2 separate regions of the Homo sapiens genome follow, and region 1 is linked to region 2. Evidence: chromatin loops called from intact Hi-C (ENCODE). Cell type or tissue: CD14-positive monocyte. All regions are shown on one strand. Each heading gives the region's core, and the rest is flanking DNA. Links, peaks and the distances in the headings are about the cores only. Region 1 has its middle 200 kb from the start of MAFB. Region 2 has its middle 270 kb from the start of MAFB.

The links. A loop is a pair of places that touch in the nucleus more often than their neighbours do. Peaks named below come from ENCODE experiments on the same cell type or tissue, not always from the same donor. Only the 100,000 strongest peaks of a DNase experiment are listed, where the experiment ranks them.
Region 1: a loop joins it to region 2, with 2.0 times the contacts of the local background. A loop is called at or near these places in 2 of 110 quality-filtered maps.

The regions. Positions count from the first base shown.
Region 1 is chr20:40,482,905-40,488,296 of GRCh38, reverse strand. No RefSeq gene overlaps it. Among named protein-coding and RNA genes, the nearest start is that of MAFB, 200 kb to the left of the region's middle. In CD14-positive monocyte, for the core only: no CTCF peak of the experiment used is centred there; no DNase peak of the experiment used is centred there.
Region 2 is chr20:40,419,710-40,425,101 of GRCh38, reverse strand. No RefSeq gene overlaps it. Among named protein-coding and RNA genes, the nearest start is that of MAFB, 270 kb to the left of the region's middle. In CD14-positive monocyte, for the core only: no CTCF peak of the experiment used is centred there; a DNase peak (open chromatin) is centred at 2,221; H3K27ac peaks cover 507 bases; H3K27me3 peaks cover 893 bases.

The DNA.
Region 1 (5,392 bases), core at 290-5,289, 63 kb before region 2:
AGTCAATCTGACTTTCAGTGGGCTTTGTTCACCTACCTTATTTATGTCATAGATGCCTCAGTTTCTCAGCAAGGGGAAGCATACCTATGTTGAATCAGTTAGACTCATCTTTAGCAAATAGTCCAATCTGCTTGGATATATAGCCTTGGGCTTCTTTTTGGGAAGCCCAAGCATGTTGATGACCATGGGGTGATGGTGATGATGATCTCCAGGCACAATGAAGGCTGAAGAAGAATGAGTTCTCACGCTTACAGAACACTGATGGTGGTGACCCATTCAGTTGACCTGTTTCTCTGGTTTCCCAAGGCCAGGTGCTCATCTCTGCTGTAAAGAACTCCATCTGTGACAGGGACTGTAGAGGCTTGTTAGGCTGGTTCTCTTCCAAAGTAGAATAGAGGATGTCACGCATCGTTGGCACCAGGCTGTGGTCTTGGGGGCAGCTTTGGGGAACAAGCCATTGGCTGAGATGAGGGAGCCAGAGCAACAGCTCAGCTTGTCTTCAGGTCTCTTTCTATTGACCTCTTTTTAGAAGCAGAGACAGATGTTGACAGAGACACACACACATTTGAGATGATATTGCATATAGTATTTTGTATCATGAATCTTTTCCTAACCCTATATTACAACTTTTTGACAAGTTTTTAAACATTCTTCAAAAACACGATTTTTAATGACTGGGTAGTATTACTTATGGACACACCATAATTTAATAGACAATCTCTTTGTCATCAGTTATGTAAGCTCATTCTTTTTTTTCCACATTTAGTAATTAGCTTATTTCTAGATGATTTATATTTTAAATTACATATAGGAGGTATTAAATATTTTTAAAGTTACAAAGATGATAGATTTCCATTAGTTTTCTAATATGTTATTATTGCAATTTTGAAAAAATGTATATTTATTTTATATCAAGCCCTTATACTCAATCTTCAAATTAACACATTTTTATTTGATTGTCTTAGGATTTGAGATGTGTGGTAATGTCATGAGTAAGTGTTCATAAATTCATTTTCTTTTTTCTAATAGTTACATTTCAATGTTCTTCTTGTTTTATTGCTTTAACTAGAATTTCCAGAGCAATTATTAGTGATGATATTGTAGGGAACATTCTTGACTTGCTCCTACTTCTAATAGCAATGCCGCTTATATAGTGCCATTAGGTATAAAATTGACTATTGCTTTCAAGGTAGACATTTTAATCATGTCATATTAGGTTTGAATTTTCCTATTCCTTATATTCTATGATTTTTTTTCCTAAAAAATGGACATCAAACTTACCAATTACTTATTAATATTTATCCAGATAATTGCACTTTCATTGACCTGATACATATATTTGTAATGTATCATTAAATAATAGCATTAAATAGCTCTCATTAATAGCATTAAATAATCTCTTTATTAGTGATTTTAAATAACTGTTTTTAATATTTTAATGAATTACATTTGCTGGTGTGCTTGTAGAATTTTTGTAACAATCTTTAAAAGCAAGGTTAGTTTATAGTTCTGATATCCATATAGTACATGCATACTGACATAAAAGAGATGGGAATAAAATACATCAAATTGTTAGCAGTGGTCTCTTCTATGTTGGATGGTGGAATACTGGATTCATTTTACTACTTTTCCCTAAAATTTAATATACATTTTTATGACAAAAGTGAACATTATATCAGTTATCTACTGCTATGTAAGAAATCAACCCAAAACTTAGTGGCTAAAATAACAACCATTCTATTGACTCATGACTCTGAGGGCCAATAATTTGGGCTGTGCTCAGCTGGGTGTTTCTTCTGTTGGTCTTGCCCACAGTTACACAATTCTATTGCAGTCAGCTGGTGGATTTGCTGGGGGCCGGTTGATCTAGAGGACCCTAGCTGAGACACTTGTTTCTGTTTCCTGTCATGTCATTCAACTTGATAGAAGGAGCAGCAACGTCAAATTGCAAAGGAGGGGTGCGTGCAGCAATGAGAAGTACTATTGCAGACAACTTTGCCAAGTTAGCTACAAACATGCCTTATAATTAAAAACAAAAAATAATATTTTAAAAAAGGATAATATGCAGTGATGAAAAAGATGGCAAAGTGAGTTTTTTACACATTGCCGATGAGGCTATTAACATTGTAACAAAAAATGATTTGGCAATGAATTTCATGAGTGGTAAAGTGTTAGTAGACTTTGACCTAATTTTTCTATAACTTGGAGTTTATTCTAAGGAAATAATCAGTTTAATAAAAATTATGTATAAGAATTTTTCTGTATAGCATTATTTATAAGTGAAATATTAAACACAATGTAAATGTCAAATATTAGAGGATTTAGTGACAGCAGATGGCATCTCCATATGATGAAACATGATATAACCACAAAAATTATATTTTGGGCATGACAAAGTTTAAAAAGTAAGATTTGTGTGCTTTCATTGAGTCTAGTTTTGAAAATTGATTGTATTCATATATGTTAATACAATAAACTTTTCTTCATATGAATACAACACCATACATGTATGCATATACAGAAAAATAACTGGAAGACCTATATGAGCATAATAATGGTAATTATTTCTGGGTGGTGCTTGGGTTACTGGTGGTCTTTATATTATTAAAGCCACAGGTGTCAGTTTGGGGCCAACCTGCCACTTTTGAGTTAGACAGTGCGGATTTTAACTGCCATCCCATGTCCTGTGGAAAGTCCACATCTTCCTAATGAGTTGTGTGGATCCTTGAGGACTTGCATTCTCATCATCACCTCTGATAGTGACTTCTTATCTTTAGAATTCCATTATTCCATTCTCTCTTTTGTGTGTGTGTGTGTGTGTGTGTGTGTGTGTGTGTGTGTGTGTGTGTGTGTTTAAATTATTTTTGTAGAGACAGGGTCTCACTACGTTGCCCAGGCTGGTCTCGAACTCCGAGCCTCAAGCGATCCTCCCACCTTGGCCTCCCAAAGTGTGTGGTTCTTATATCTCTGATCTGGTAGCTTAACCAATGCATGGGGCATAGTTCCTTCTCTTTTATTTCTACCTCCAGTCCTCCTTCAAACAATCTGGAATATGAATCTCTTGCATGTACCATACTAGACTCTTACTAAAGATCTATGGCTTAAGAGAAGGGTTATTATCATATACCATATAAAAGATGAATACATCCTATATTATATCAGAGATACTTAAAGATTTTCTTTTTTGTTTTCATGGACCCTATTGGCAGTTTTGTGAAAACTATAGACCCTTTCAAATATTATGTTTTTAAATTCATGCAATAAAATGTACAGGATTATAAAGAAAATGAATTATGTTGAAATAAAGTTATCAAATATTTAAGAAAAAGCAAACTGGTAATACAGTGATGTAAAGTGCTTCTTTATTAATAATGCATTCAGTAACATGATACACAGGTTAGACAGAAATTGAGTATAATATTAAAGTAATGATAAGTATAAATGATATCTTGAAATGTATTCAACAACTACAATATGACATGAGACCATCTGTGATTTCTATTGATTGCAAAGCCACAAAAGTTACCAATAACTATTGTGATGTGTTGCCTACATTTATAATTGAAGAAAATGTTAATTTTTAGTTGGAGGTTGGTGAAACTAAGCTGTAATTTTTCCCCCAACTCAGTTCAAGGACTCCCTGAATTTTATCTCCATATCAATTGGGATCCATGGGCCCTGGATTAAGATCCCTTGTATTAGATTCCTGTTATTCAAAGTCCATTTGGCTCTCCACATGGGTAACACTATACCATGTTAAGCTTCCTTCTCTTGCCATACTACTTTTCTCTCTCTCCGTTTCTCTCCTCCCAGTTTGTTCTGGGAAACTTGGAATTCTTCTCTCTTTGTTAATTGGAGTGAGTCTATAATATCTGATTCCTAATTTTAAAGGTATCTTCTGCCTTATCTTTGAATGTCCACAATCCTTCAGCGTGTTTTCAATCAAAAGAACTGGTCATCTACCCCTTTTGTATTAATAATTATGTTAGCCCCTGCTCACAGAGTGTTTTCCATGGATGAACATTGTTCTGAAGAGGGCCTTATTTCTTTTTATTTTTGCAAGGGGCAAAGCTTACCCAAAGTCATGCAGCTAGCAGAATGTGGAGTCAGCTCTCATCCACCGTACTAGGCTGCTTTCCATTAGTAGCACCCAGAAGAAAATGAAATGGAGCTATTTGGGTCTTTCTTTTCATAGGGTTGGCCATCTTTAGAAGGCAATTATTTTAAAATAGCATTTTGTTTCCTCTGGTGGTACATTTCTAAATCTTTCACAGTGGTTTTCAATGCTTTGGCTGTCTAGGCTCTGGATCCTCTGGGAACTGCTAGGAGAAAGCTAGTGCATAGAATGAGAGAAGATTGGAGCAAAAGACTCTGAGAGAAGCAGAAAGAAGGGGCATATCTGGGACTTCCTGGGTCCAGTCTGTTTGGAGGACTGGCTGGAGCCTGCACCTTAGGTTCTCAAGTAACTCCTATGGCCTTCTATCATAGGCCCCTTCAAGGCTTATGTTGTCTTCAGTTGGTTTTTGCTACTTGTAAACAAATGTATTTAACAAATACATAATTGACATACATTAGTTTTAAAACCAGGAAGAGAGTACATGTTATCAGCAAGCATTATCAGTTATGAGAAAAGATGTATCATTCTTCCCAGCCTATGTCCCAGGATTGTGCCATTCTAGTGGTAGTAGAAGTGATGAGAATGGTGGTGAAAGTGATTTTGGGGAGGAAGGTACAAGAAAATGAGAATGCATACATATCCTTCTTTGTGTTTCTACTGTGGTTTTTAAAGCATTGAAAAGCAGTACCATTGTGGAAGGTGTAGAAATGTACCACCAGAGGAAACAGAATGCTATTTTAAAATAATTGCCTTCTAAAGATGGCCAATCCTATGAAAAGAAAGACCCAAACATCTCCAAATGTATATTAATGTTCACCTCGTATCTTAGCCACTCTTTTGGGGACAAATAGCTTTTTGTTGCTTGTGAAAGTTTATTTGTTGAATTTGTCTTTCTGTATTTCCACCCTGTGGGAATATATACTCCTGCAAAGTAGAGGCCCTTTTTGTATCTGCTGAATTCTAAATGCCCAGTAAAAGATGAAATGCAAGACAGCCACCATGATGCTGTTGATACTTGGTGGACTGTGATGCTGGTGAAAGTGGTACCTTCCATCTTGGTTTGTATTTGCTAAGTCACCCTCCTATCTTCACTAACCAAAATGCTAGTCCATAAAGGAAATTTCCTGTACTCTGTTAGTGTCGGGAACAATTATCTCAGGTCTTTTACTCTTGTTTTAAACTTGGTGTTATCCTAATTGTTCCAGGCTTGAAGTTTGTGTTTAGTCTCCTTGGCATGAAGGACTTGCTTTCCCTTAAGAAATGTAGCTTCATCTT
Region 2 (5,392 bases), core at 298-5,297:
GACAGAATACTTCATAGGAATTTTCAAAGTTTATATGGACTCACTTCCAGGTGGAGGGACCTGTGAATTGCTTCTGGGAATAGCATCATCTTCCTTGCCTCCTCTTCCTCCTTTTTTCCTTCTTCTCCTTGTTCTCCTCTTCCATCTCCATCCTTCTCCTCCTCCTTGTCCTTCCCCTCCTCCTTCTCCTCCTCTTCAACATCATCATCATCATCATCATCATCATCATCATCATCACAACAAACACTTACTTGCTGTTCGCTATGTTCAAGGTCATATGTTAGGCACTTTATAGGGACTGTCTGACTTATTCCTCACAATATCCACCAATGGGTAGGTATCATTACTGATCCCATTTTACAGAGTAGAAAACTGGGGCTTGGAGTAGCTAAATGATTTATTTCATTCTTAGTTCATATTCTGTAAAATGGGCACACTAAGACTCAGAAATGTAAATAATTTGCCAAGACCACACAGTTAAGTAAAAAGTGGTGAAGTGTATTTTAGTTCACATTCATTCTATTTCCCAAATCTCTAAACTTAATCTATAAGATCCTTTGAATCAGTGAGGGGTTGGATGGATGAATGGATGGATGGATGGATGAATGGATGGATGGATGGATGGTTGGATGGAATGAAGGAAAGGTGGATAAATGGTTGGATGGATGAATGGTTGGGAGGGGGAAGAGTGAATGGGACCGGGGCTTTCCTTCTATGCCTGATGGTGGCAGGGTGCTGCCAATAAAAATACATACACAGCACAGTCCAAAACTTTCAGGGACTTATGTAAGTTGACCTGGAGTTGCTTACCCACAGAAGAAGACTTAACTCTAAAATGGAGCATTTTGAGAGCTAAGTACATACTAACTGAAAGAACTCAGATCCAAGCCCTGATGACCTCATGAGATTCTGGACGAGCTGGGCTCATGGATAAGAAGGATCCATAATTGTACCAGGTTGAAGGAGGGTAGACTGATGAGGATTTCTTTATCCTGTAAGATACCTCAGCAGCTTTAAAGTATGGGATGGAATTGGAAACATTTAATCTGGAGTAGAAGAAGCTAAGAAATCAGTGGTAGAAACATGATTATTGGCACCAGAACATCAGGAGTAAGAAATCAATAGCTTAAACTTGGGATGTGTGTGCAGAGGGGAGGAGGTGGAGCTAACAGAGCCTGGGAGCCTGGGAGCTAAATCCATCCTGCACCAATGGGAGCCAGGAGAGTTCCAGTCACTGGCCTAAGTCAAAGAATGATGGGGAAGATACTCTGGCTTCTCCCTTCCTCCTCTTCTTCAGTCTTCCACCAGTACCTCTGATTAGGGTGGGCCATCCCTAATCATAAGCCAGTTTTGAGAGATTTGGGGAATGTAATTTTAAGAACTCAGCCATATACAATATAGAGCTGAGCAGAGGAAGGGTCTGAGATCTGAGAACAAATGGGCAAATGACTGGTATACAAGTTGTCCTGGAGCATTTATTTATTTCTCAGCCTAGAGTCAGGTGTCTGGACCAGATGGACTTTTAGGTGCTGTTTACCACTCTAGAAATTAGAGACCCCGAGAGAAGAGTCTATTCTATCAAGATTTAATCACAATTCAAGGGCAAGAAGCATGCCGCCATTCAGATAAGCATCTTGCACAAGAATGCCACTTCATGGCCAGGGTCTAGCTTCCTTTGGTTGAATGCTTTTTGGCAGCAGGTCACCAGGGACTAGATTTGTGCCACTCAGAAGAGCTTGGCTGTCCCTACATCATCTCCTTTATTCAGTAACATGGTGATTGAAATTCCAAAATGGATGAAAAATTCCTTGGGTTTAAAATGACAAGTTTGAAAATTCCTGTGCCAGGATAAATAAATACACAGGAAAGTGCATAAACATAGCTTTTGCCTCTCTACTGTGGACATTGCTTTTGCAGTTGCCTGAAGAAATGCAGGTTTGCATCAGTAACTTCAGGCTCTTTACCAATCTGATTTTGCTGACAAGGAGAGCAGCCTCAGAGGAGCCTGATGCTGAGCTAGAACTGCACCCTTCACTGAGGCTCAGGAGTCAGGGTGCATTTGCTTACTAAGAATTTTACTTATTTATGCAATTTTCTCCATGAAATGATGTGACAAATACTTCTTCCCTTCCTCCCTTCCTCTTTCCCTCCCCCCTTTCCTTTGTTCCTCCCTACCTTCATCACTTAAAAAAAGGATACTATTTCAGTCATATATTGCTACACAACAAACTATACCAAACTCAATGGCTTCAAACAACAGTAATTTTTCATTTTGCTCATGCATCAGCAATTGAGGCAAGGCCTGGTGAGTCAGTTCCTCTCTGCTTCATGATATGAGCTGGGGGCAGCTTAACTGGGGCTGGGGCTGAAGTATTCACTTCCAAGATGGTTCACTCACAGGACTGACACTTTGGTGCTGGAAGCTGATCAGGGGCTGTCTGCTGGGGGACTCAATTCTCTTCATGTGGGCTTCTTCAAAGGGTGGCTTGGACTTCCTCAGAGTTAGGGGATGGGGTTCCAAGTGGTCAAGTGGAAGCTCAAAATCTTTTTAGGACATCACAGAAGCCCAGGTCTTCATTTCTGCAGCATTCTGTTGGTAAAGCAAGTCACTAAGGCCAGCTCACATTCAAAGGCAGGAGAATTAGATTCCACCTATGAATGGGAAAAGTGGCAAAGAATTTGCAGCTTTCTTAACCTACTATCCCACCTTATGGGAGGTGGGTGTATAGTGTGGGTAATTTCACAGTAACAGAGCAATGCTGCACATTCAGGACCCCATAGAGGGCTGAGTTATTAAGCTCAACAGCAGAATTCTGTCTGGATCAGGGAAAAGAGAGGTCTCTGTATCAATCAGGGATGGTGAATTCACATTAGGCACACCTGTGTTTGAATTCCAGCTCTGAAACTTTATAGTTGAGTAACTTCAGGCATCTGACTCAACTTATATGTTCACAGTTTTCTCAATTCTAAAATGGAAATCATCTTATATAACTTTTTTGCTTTGTGGATAGTGAAGCAACCCCCTCCAAAAAAAGAGGGTGCGCTTATTAAAGTGCCTGGGTTATAATGGACATTTAATAAATTGAAGCTATCTATTTCTTTGAGTGTTGAAACTCATTTTCCAGGAATCCTTTGAGATCCACTGAACTTGAGCTCATTAGAATTACTTTTGTCATCATTTTGTAGGTCATTTTTAAAAAAAGTCCAAGAACAATACATATGCAGTTCAAATATTTGGAAAATATAGATAAACCATATAAAAAGAAAATAGAAATAATCTGTAATAATGCAACCCAGAGGTAGCCCTTAAAAAGCCTTTGAGGTGTGTACCTCAGGTATACAGCAATCAGCTATTTCCAGAAAATGCTGCCATCTTCATCTCAGGCCTTAATGCAGCAGTCACTTAATCTCATGAATCTAAGGGGCAGCTAGGGGTTAACTGACCTAGGCTGGACTTGGCTGTGTAGATCTGCTCTACTCCAAGGGGCTCTCATTTTCCTCCTGGGAATGAAAGCCACCAGTCCAGTTATATTCTTCTCATGGAGATGGGCAGAAATGCAGGAGAATGAGTGGGAATGTGTGAGGGCACTTATGACCTAGGGTTGGGACTGGTGCACACACATTTCAGCCCCATTCTGTTGGTCAAAGCAAGGCCCATTACTAACTCCAAAGTCAATGGCAAAGGATGTAGATCCAGAAAGGAGTCAAGAACTAGGGCCAATAATGTCTTCTACCTTAATATGTATTTTTTTTTGCACAATTGGTTCAAATTACACATCCTTCTTTTTTACTACTAGCTTTTTTCACTTAATATAGTGTATAAAAATTCCTATGTAATAAAATAGCTTTCTGCACTAAAACTTTTAAGGATTGTATCCTTATTCCACTAAATGGATGTTCCACAATTTGTTCACTTGGTTTCCTCTTATTGGTCATTTGTGTTATCTCTAGACTTCCTAGATTTCCAGTATTATGAGAATTGTAGCTCTGGATTTATGCACATCCATCTCCATAATTCTATTTTGCCATGTCAAAGTTATTGGTTTTGATTTATATTGCCAACTGTCCACATTTAGAAAAGTAATACCCACTTACGTGTTCCCCACTGGCAGTATATTATAGTACCTACTTCCTTGAATTCCCACCTACTTAGAGTATAGCTGTTTATATATATGTGTATGTAAATATTGTAAAGCAACTGTTTATTTTGCAATAAGAGTATAAGGAACACTTGAATATCTTTTATATAGATTCATCAATGCTTCCTTTTCACATTTGTCTTCACTTGTTGTACATGTATGTGTGTATAATCATTATACATGCCTGTCTCTTTCTACACATAACACTGATATTTCTAACTCTATCTTATTTATATAAATTTTTCCTGAATTGTATGAAACAAAATTTAGAAACAGTGTGCCCCTGTACTAAATACTTGAGAACGTACAAAACACTCCTCTTACCTAACCATTAACATTAATACAATACTGTTATCTAACCTACAGTCCATACTCATATTTCATCAATTGTCTAATATTCTTTTTAATGATTTGTTTTTTTCCCCTCCAAGATTTAATCTTGAATCACACACTGCATTAATTGTCATGTCTCTTTGGTCTTTTTTATTTTGAAACTGTTTATTTGCCTTTCTTGACCTTGATATTTATGAAGGGTAGAAGTCAGATATTTGGTAGAATGTCCCTAAAATTGGGTTTGTCTGATGTTTCTTCATGGTTGACTCAGATTATGCATTTTTTGGCAGAAAAACTAAAGGAGTAATGTTGTGATGATATTTATTTGTCCATTTTTAGAGGTATTAATTTTGATCACTTGGTTCAGTAGGTATCTGTCTGATTCTCCATTATAAGTTTACTGGTTTTCCACTGGTGTTCCCTTTGTAGGTAAATTATTTGAGACTATACAATACACTGTTTCTCATCAAACATTCAACCCCTAGATCTAGCATTTATCAATAATTTTCTAACTTTATTGTTCTTCTTACATTTATAAGTTGGCAATATTCTGTAAGGAAGACTTTCTTCTTCATTCAAATTGATTAATTGATTATTTACATTATCACAGACTCCTAGATTCTTATTTTATTGACTGGATTATCATCCATTTTTGGTGCTCAAATTGTCCTAGATGTTGCTAGTGGGAGTCTCTTCAAGCTGGCGTCCATATCTTTGTGATATGTCCCTATCATTCTTTGAACACTTTCTTCTTTCCTGATGCAACATGATGTTTCAGAGTTATCTTCTATTTTTTTTCTGCTTCATCCCTGGAGTCTGCCTATTTTCCAACAAGTCCTCAATACTTTAAAGGAGAATAGTATTTAGAAACCAAGATCTGAATACTGTGGGTATAGAGGCCTTTTAGGTGTACAAACACT